Regions from separate parts of the Homo sapiens genome. Here region 2 is linked to region 1. Evidence: read pairs that join two places in POLR2A ChIA-PET (ENCODE). Cell type or tissue: GM12878. All regions are shown on one strand.

What was found. ChIA-PET counts read pairs that join two places held together with the same protein. Peaks named below come from ENCODE experiments on the same cell type or tissue, not always from the same donor. Only the 100,000 strongest peaks of a DNase experiment are listed, where the experiment ranks them.
Region 2: POLR2A ChIA-PET joins it to region 1 with 7 read pairs; 1 of 35 experiments calls an interaction of 5 or more read pairs at or near these places.

What each region holds. Positions count from the first base shown.
Region 1 is chr12:122,889,251-122,893,250 of GRCh38, forward strand. The region is part of intron 1 of VPS37B (VPS37B subunit of ESCRT-I); the gene reads right to left. Among named protein-coding and RNA genes, the nearest start is that of VPS37B, 4.9 kb to the right of the region's middle. RefSeq lists enhancers at 2,124-2,625, 2,626-3,125. In GM12878, no CTCF peak of the experiment used is centred here; no DNase peak of the experiment used is centred here; H3K4me3 peaks cover 741 bases; H3K27ac peaks cover 575 bases.
Region 2 is chr12:123,799,879-123,803,878 of GRCh38, forward strand. DNAH10 (dynein axonemal heavy chain 10) reads left to right here. Exons shown (of 79, transcript NM_001372106.1): 15 at 338-510; 16 at 1,403-1,554; 17 at 3,783-3,947. Among named protein-coding and RNA genes, the nearest start is that of DNAH10, 40 kb to the left of the region's middle. In GM12878, a CTCF peak has its summit at 1,873; a DNase peak (open chromatin) is centred at 1,994.

The sequences.
Region 1 (4,000 bases):
AGCACTTCAGGTCAGCAGGAGAGGGGAAGTGAGAAAGGGAGTCGGGCCAGCTGGTCCGAATACCTCTCCCAGAGCCCTAGCTCAAATCCTAATTTCTTCCTAACCTCCACTTCCGCCGCCAACCTGGTCCTGCCACGCCAAGCCAGCCCACGCTTTGCTGACAGATTAACCTCCCTAAAGAGCAGTTTCAGGCCGGGCGCGGTGGCTCACGCCTGTAATCCCAGCACTTTGGGAGGCCGAGGCGGACGGATCACCTGAGGTCAGGAGTTCTAGACCAGCCCGACCAACATGGAGAAACCCCATCTCTACTAAAAATACAAAATTAGCCGAGCATGGTGGCGCGTGCCTGTAATCCCAGCTACTTGGGAGGCTGAGGCAGGAGAATCGCTTGAATCCGGGAGGCAGAGGTTGCGGTGAGCCGAGATTGTGCCATTGCACTCCAGCCTGGGAGACAAGAGCAAAACTCGGTCTCAAAAAAAAAAAAAAAAAAGAGCAGTTTCATCCGACTGCTTCTCTGCTCCAAAATCATCACGAAGCTCCTTGTTTCCTCCTAAATTAACCACCATGGGGCGCACACCCTGGCACTCCCCCTCACCAGCCCTATTTCTTGTCATTTCTCTACACACAAGTACATGCCATCTGGCCAAAGTAGACGAGAACTCGCTCGTCGGACAACCCATCCCTGCTTTCCTGCCTCTGTGCCTGTGTCACTTCCTCCTGAGCCCCCATTTTTGTCCATCAAAAGCCTACTTAGAGAAATAAATAATTCACAACAGTGGACATGGGGAAGAGCACACTGAGGGCAGAGCACAAGGCGGGGGGTTCCGCCGGTTGGCAGTGTTTACTTCCTCGGCTGGGTAGCAGGTAGACAAAGTTCCTTATTCTCTGTGCCCTCTGGTAGATATTATTCTATTTAATAATTTATTTTCTTAACGTTTACCTACCCACCAAGTCTGTCTCTTTTGTTTTGTGGGAACGTAAGTTAAAAAACAAAAACAAAAAAAGTCTGTCTCTTGCATCAGAAACCTAATGTAGCCAGAGAGCTTTTTCATCTGAACTTCAATGTCATTTAGAATTCACACGTGGCTTTTTTTTTTTTTTGAGACAGCCTCACTCTGTCACCCAGGCTGAAGTGCAGTGGCATGATCATGGCTCACCACAGCCTCAACCTCCCAGGCTCAGGCAATCCTCCCACCTCAGCCTCCTGAATATCTGGGACTACAGGTGTGTGCCACTATGCCCAGCTAATTTATTTTTTGTAGAGATGGAGTTTCGCCATATTGCCCAGACTGGTCTCAAACTACGGGGCTTAAGTAATCTTCCCACCTCGGCCTCCCAAAGTGCTAAGATTACAGGTGTGAGCCACTGCACCCAGCCTGGCCTTTTTCTTATTCTCTTTTTCAAAAAACTGTGGTATAATATACATAAAATTTTCCATCGTAATCATTTCTAAGAGAACAGTTGACAGTTCAGTGGCACCGAGTACATTCATATTATTATGCCACCATCACCACCATCTACCTCTAGAGCCCTTCATCTTCCCTAACAAACTCCCTATTCCCTCTTGTATTGTAGACATTTCTGTATTTAGTTTATTCCCAAATTATAATCTAGCAATTATGTCCTACTTGTGTATCTATCCCTTACAATGCCCTGCACAGGGAAGTGTTCAAGAGCTGTGGAACTGAAATGGAATCTTCCATTTGGGCATCAAGGAAACTACGCCTTTTAGCTAACAATAACTATTTACCAAGTGTTCACTCTGTGCTAAGTATCATATTAGGCATCTTACTTATTTCATTTAATCTACCCAACAATGCTATGAAAAAGGTTATTGTTATTTTCTCCTTAATTTCCAGTGAGGTAACTACAATTAAAAAGACTAAATACTTGTCAAAGGTCAACTACTGGTATCAAAAGCCAGTTCTGACTCCGACCACTGTGTGATGCCACCCACCACTGCACTTTTAGCAAACGCAGAAGAGCAACTAAATAAATTGATCAAATTTCATCTAAGCCAGTCTACATATTCTGAAAATTGCATCTTAATAAAAGGGAGCTGGCCTCTACTGAATGCTTCCTCTGTACCATTTCTGTTGTGACATTTAGCCTTACAAGTACTCTAAAAGATAGGCATATTATCCTTCCTTTAACAGTTGAGGAAACTGAAGCACAGGGTTTAAGTCACTTAAAGTCACACAACTCAGCTCCGTGCTTTCCATGAAATCTTGATGCCTCACTTAAGGATAAAATGACATACAACTGAATTTCAGTACATATTCCTAGGCACAGTAATTTTTTACTCATGTAAAAGGTCCATGGAAAAGATTTAAACGTAAAAGTTGAAGCCTTTACACGTACATAATGATTATAAAACATGGATAAAAACAAACTCCAGTAGTATTATACTCAAGAGTGCAAATCTTAGCTTCTAAAACAGTCTCACCAGCATTCAGAGTGTGTTTGGGAGCCGGTCCCTGGATTTAAAGCAAGGTCAATACATTTCAATGAGCCATTATGATTCATGCAGTAGCTTTCAGCCCCCCACACAAATCACACCCGAACACGCCTTAGGGAAACAGCTTCTTCCAGACCAGAGCTCTTTACTTTCCACAAAACAACCTGTCTTTCAGACCCTCAGCATTTTTGCATGCGGGCATGGGCATTTTCATGCCATGGGAACAAAGATCCCCAATTTGAATTGTTAGTGGAATCTTTAGCAGTAACCAATCAGCATTTCCTCAGAAAGCACAGTGAAGTAATTCAAGAGGTCCGGTTTAGTTGCCTAATCCCCTAAGCGACAGTTCCTTTTAAGGGAGTGCCCTGCAAGTCCAATGGGGTTAATGTTGACAGATGAAGGCACATTCCACTGCCATGTAAAAATAACTTTAAATAAAAATAAAATACATGCATATGAAACATTAGCCTGCAGCACAGACAAGAGAATAAGATCATGAAGGATATACTACATTTAGGGAATTGCATAATGAACAGGAGGAACAGGAAGAGAGAAACTGACACACAGGCCCAGAAAATGAGGACCGTAGCTCCGAAATCATGTTCACTACTTAAACTGCACTGAAACTCACACGCCACAATTAAAACAATGTAAGTGACGCATAATGAACAGCTGCACTTAAACCTAACAGTGAATGCCTTCAAAACCTAGCCACATTTTCCAGCCTCCACAAAATATCCCCTCAGGCTTAAAGAAGCCTTACTCTACAATTTAAAACACTTCCTTCTGCCAATTAAAAAAAAAAAAAAAGAAATCCTTTGGTTCAGGTTAAGAAATTCTATGCTGGGAAAGGCCTGTTATATTTACCATTTCACCCTATACCTACTCAAATACATAATCATTTTGACCACAGAAAGATCAATGTTTGGCTGGGCGTGGTGGCCCATGCCTGTAATCCCAGCACTTTGGGAAATCAAGGCAGGAAGATGGTTTAGGGCCAGGAATTCAAGAGGCAACATAGCAAGACCCCATCTCTACAAAAAAACAAAAATAAAAAATTAGCCGGTGGCAGCGGGGTGCGGTGGCTCACGCCTTTAATTCTAGCACTATGGGAGGCTGAGGCAGGCAGATCACCTGAGGTTAGGAGTTCAAAACCAGCCTGGCCAACATGCTGAAACTCCGTCTCTACTAAAAATACAAAAATTAGCTGGGTGTGATGGCGCACACCTGTGAGCCCTGCTACGCAGGAGGCTAAGGCACGAGAATCACTTGAACCCAGGAGGCAGAGGTTGCAGTGCGCTGAGATTGTACTACTGCACTCCAGCTGGGCAACAGAGCAAGATCCTTTCTCAAAAAAAAAAAAAAAGGAAAAGGTAAATGTTTTTTAGGCTAATTGCAAATCATAATTTACTCAACATTCTTGAAATGGGATCCTAGTAACTTTCAGGATGATCTGGTATTAATGATTGTCAGTCATCTTTCAAAAAGAGAACTATTAATATAAGTGATTAATTATTGCAATTACTTTTTATTGAGCCCTAC
Region 2 (4,000 bases), 910 kb after region 1:
CAAGTGGAGAGGGCCAGGTGGGACCCCTAGGGAACAGGTGGGCTCAGATCCGACCAAAGAGGCAACTGCTCCATGTCAGATTTTCCAGTGTTTCAAGGGAAGGCAGAAGGAATTTTTAGGTGAAATTGCTCCATTTTCAAATGCCGGCAACTGAATTGATTCTTCAAAATCTCCGTTCACCAAACAAAATACATATTCCAGCCAGTTCCAGCCAGCACCCCCGTCTGGTGAAGGGCCCAGTGTTGATCTTTTTCATGTTCACTTTTGGTGTGGGTTGTGTTGATCCAACTGTCTCTTGGACTGCCCTGGCCGCGCTGATGGAATGTCTCTTCCACAGTCTTCCATCGCCACAGAGGAGCCTTCGACTTTAGAAAGGGGAGCTGTTTTTGCAATCAACTTTTCACCGGCTCTCAGAGAGATTATTAATGAAACAAAGTACTTAGAGCAGCTGGGGTTCACTGTCCCTGAATTAGCAAGAAATGTTGCTCTCCAGGAAGACAAATTCCTTAGGTAAAAAAATTCTTCTTTTAAATTAGCAGTAAGCTTTTTGTTCTTGGGACCCCTTTACGCTCTTAAAAATTATTGAGGACCCCTCCAAAAGCTTTCATTTTTGTGGATTTTATAATTATGAATTCTTACCACATTAGAAATTGAAGCTAAGGCCTGGGCGTTGTGGTGCTACCTGTAGTCTCAGCTACTTGGGAGGCTTAGGTGGGAGGATTCCTTGAACCTGGGAGATTGAGGCTGCAGTGAACCGTGATTGCTCTATCTCCAGCCTGGGAGACAGAGCGAGAGCCTGTATCCAAAAAAAAAAAAAGAAGAAAAAAAAATTGAAGCTAAGAAAAGTTTAAAATATGGGGTTGGGTGTGGTGGCTCACGCCTGTAATCCCAGTACTTTGGGAGGCCGAGGCGGGCAGATCATGAGGTCAGGAGTTCAAGACCAGCCTGGCCAGCATGGTGAAACCCCATCTCTACTAAAACTACAAAAATTAGCTGGGCATGGTGGCTCATGCCTGTAGTCTCAGCTACTTGGGAGGCTGAGGCAGGAGAATTGCCTGAACCTGGCAGGCAGAGGTTGCAGTGAGCCGAGATCGTGCCACTGCACTCCAGCCTAGGCGACAGAGCGAGACTCCATCTCAAAAAAAAAAAGAAAAGTTTAAAATAGGGATCAACAATAGTAAACCTATTTCATGTAATATAAATAACATCTTTAATGAGAAGTAACCAATATTTTCCAAAAAAGAAAGTTAATGAGAAGAGTGATGTTTTAAATTTCTGCAAATCTCTTGATCAAGGTTGGTCTTGATTGAGACCACGGTCTTTTGTAATCTCTTGACCGCAAAAGCTTTTGATGAGCTTAAAGGTGCTCTCCTCAGGTTTATGACATTCCTGTCATGTGCAGGTACACAGCTGGGATACAGCGCATGTTGGATCATTATCACATGCTCATAGGAACGTTAAACGATGCGGAGTCTGTGCTTCTCAAAGATCATTCCCAGGAACTGCTCCGAGTGTTTAGGTCGGGATATAAGAGGTTGAACTGGAACTCACTAGGTAACGTCATTCATCTATTGATTGCCTTTTAGACTTGGGATGCAAAGTAATTCTTTTAGGTTGTTTTATTTGAATTACCATTTTCATATGTTTATAGAGACAATTAACAATTTTTGAGGGTTAAGAAATACAAGTTGCGGAACTTAGAACTGATCTCCAGGCTGTCGTTGGGATGAAGATAAGAGGGGTGATATTTTCACACTCTGCAGACCCAAAGCACATTTCTCCCAAAAGAAAATCACCTTTACTTTTATTTTTTTAATTAAAAATGTAATTTGGAGGTAATTATAGATTCACATGCAGTTGTTAAGAATTACGACAGAGGGAGCCTTCGTACCCTTTAGTCATTTTCCCTAAGTAGTAACTTCTTGCAAAACTAGTTAAGATCACAACCAAGATATTGACATTGATACAGTCGAGATAGAGAGCATTTTCAACACCACAGCGAGTACTGTCAAGTCCACTTCCCTCCCATCCTTGCCCTCTCCTTAATCCCTGGCAACCATGAATCTTTATTCAATTTCTGTAATGTTGTCATTTCAGAGTGTTATATAAATGAGATAACACATAGCCCTTTTTTGATTTGGCTCTTCTTGCTCAGCCTAAGTCTTCAAAGATCTGCCCTTGTTGGATGTGTCAACAGTCTGTGGATTTTCGAAGCATACCCCACGGTATCAATGTACCATAGTTTGTTCAGCCTTTCACCTTTTGAAGGACAACTAGGTTGTTTCCGGTTTTGGCTCTTAGGAATAAAGCTGCTATAAACATTTGTGTACAGGGTTTTGTGTGACAGGAGTCTTCACTTTTTCTGGGATAAATGCCCAGGAGTGCAGTTGCTGAGTTGCACGGTAGTTGCATGTTTAGTTTAAGGTTGTTGTTGTTGTTGTTTTGAGATGGAGTTTCGCTCTTGTTGTCCAGGCTGGAGTGCAGTGGGGCAATCTCAGCTCACTGCAATCTCCACCTCCTGGGTTCAAGCGATTCTCCTGCCTCAGCCTCCCGAGTAGCTTGGATTATAGGCACCTGCCACCACTTCTGGCTCACTTTTGTATTTTTAGTAGAGATGGGGTTTTGCCATGTTGGCCAGGCTGATCTTGAACTCCTGGCCTCAAGTGATCCATCCGCCTTGGCCTTTCAAAGTGCTGGGATTACAGGCGTGAGCCACCACGTGTGGCCTTTTTTTGTTTTTGTTTTTGTTTTACTGTCATGCTGTCTTACAGGGCGGCTGTGCCATTTTACATTTCCATCATCAATATATGAGTGACTCGGTTTCTCTGCATCCTGGCCAGTTTTGCTGTCACTTTTTTTTTTTTTTTTTAATTTTGGCCATCTGATAGCTGTGTAATGATATCTCATGGTTCTGATTTGACTTCTGTAATGGCTAATGGTGTTGAGCATCTTTTCATGTGCTAATAAGCACAAATATGTCATGTGTATGGCCTCTTCAGCAACACGTCTTTTTATGTCTTTTGCCTATTTTCTAATTAGATTGTTTGTTTTCTTTACTGTTGAGTTTTGAGCATCCTTGGTATACTCTAGATACTCGTCTTTTATTGGATGTGTGGTTTGCAGCTATTTTCTCCCACTCTGTCGCTTGTCTTTTCTTTCTCGTAGGAGGGCCTCTGGTAGAGCAAAAACTGTAAATTTCAACTAAGTCCAGTGTATCAATTTTTCCTTTAATGGGTTCTACTTTTGCTGTCAAGTCGAAGAATCATAAGTTTTTTTCTCTCCTTGTGTTTTGTTTCTAAAAATGTTATAGTATGATGTTTCCCAGTATAGTCTGTGATCCACTTTGGGGTTTTTATTTTCATAAAGTGAGACCGATCGTAAGTACTTAGCCCGAGTTTACTGTTCATGTTCTTGCTGTTCGTCTAAGCTCCAGGCCAGAGGAGGCTGCGGGCAGGTGGTGCAGAGTGGAGGTTCAGGGAGCTCCAGCAGTGAGAAGACAGCTAGGCTTGATAGTCCCTTTCTCCCCATGGTGCTCCAGCCAGGACCGTGCTAACATTTGAATAGAAGAGATGCATTGCTTGGTTGATTCTGGGCTCAGGACTCCTTGTCCCAGTCCCTTAGGGTTCAAAGTGGATCTTTGCCAGCCCAAAGACCCAAGGGGTTGGAATGAGCAGGGTCTTTCCTGCAAAGGGATGCCAGTATTAACATCACAGACGTTGGTGGGGGGATGTGGAAAGACAGAGTTGGAAGCCAAATGTCTTTCTTTCTTTCTTTCTTCAAAGGTATCGGTGACTATATAACTGGTTGCAAACAGGCCATTGGGAAATTTGAGTCTCTCGTCCACCAGATTCATAAGAATGCAGATGACATTTCTTCCAGGCTGACATTAATAGAGGCCATAAATCTCTTTAAATATCCAGCCGCTAAAAGTGAGGAAGAACTCCCAGGTAGATCTGACTTCTGGGTTCTCCAGTTATGGAATTAATGAGAACATATATTG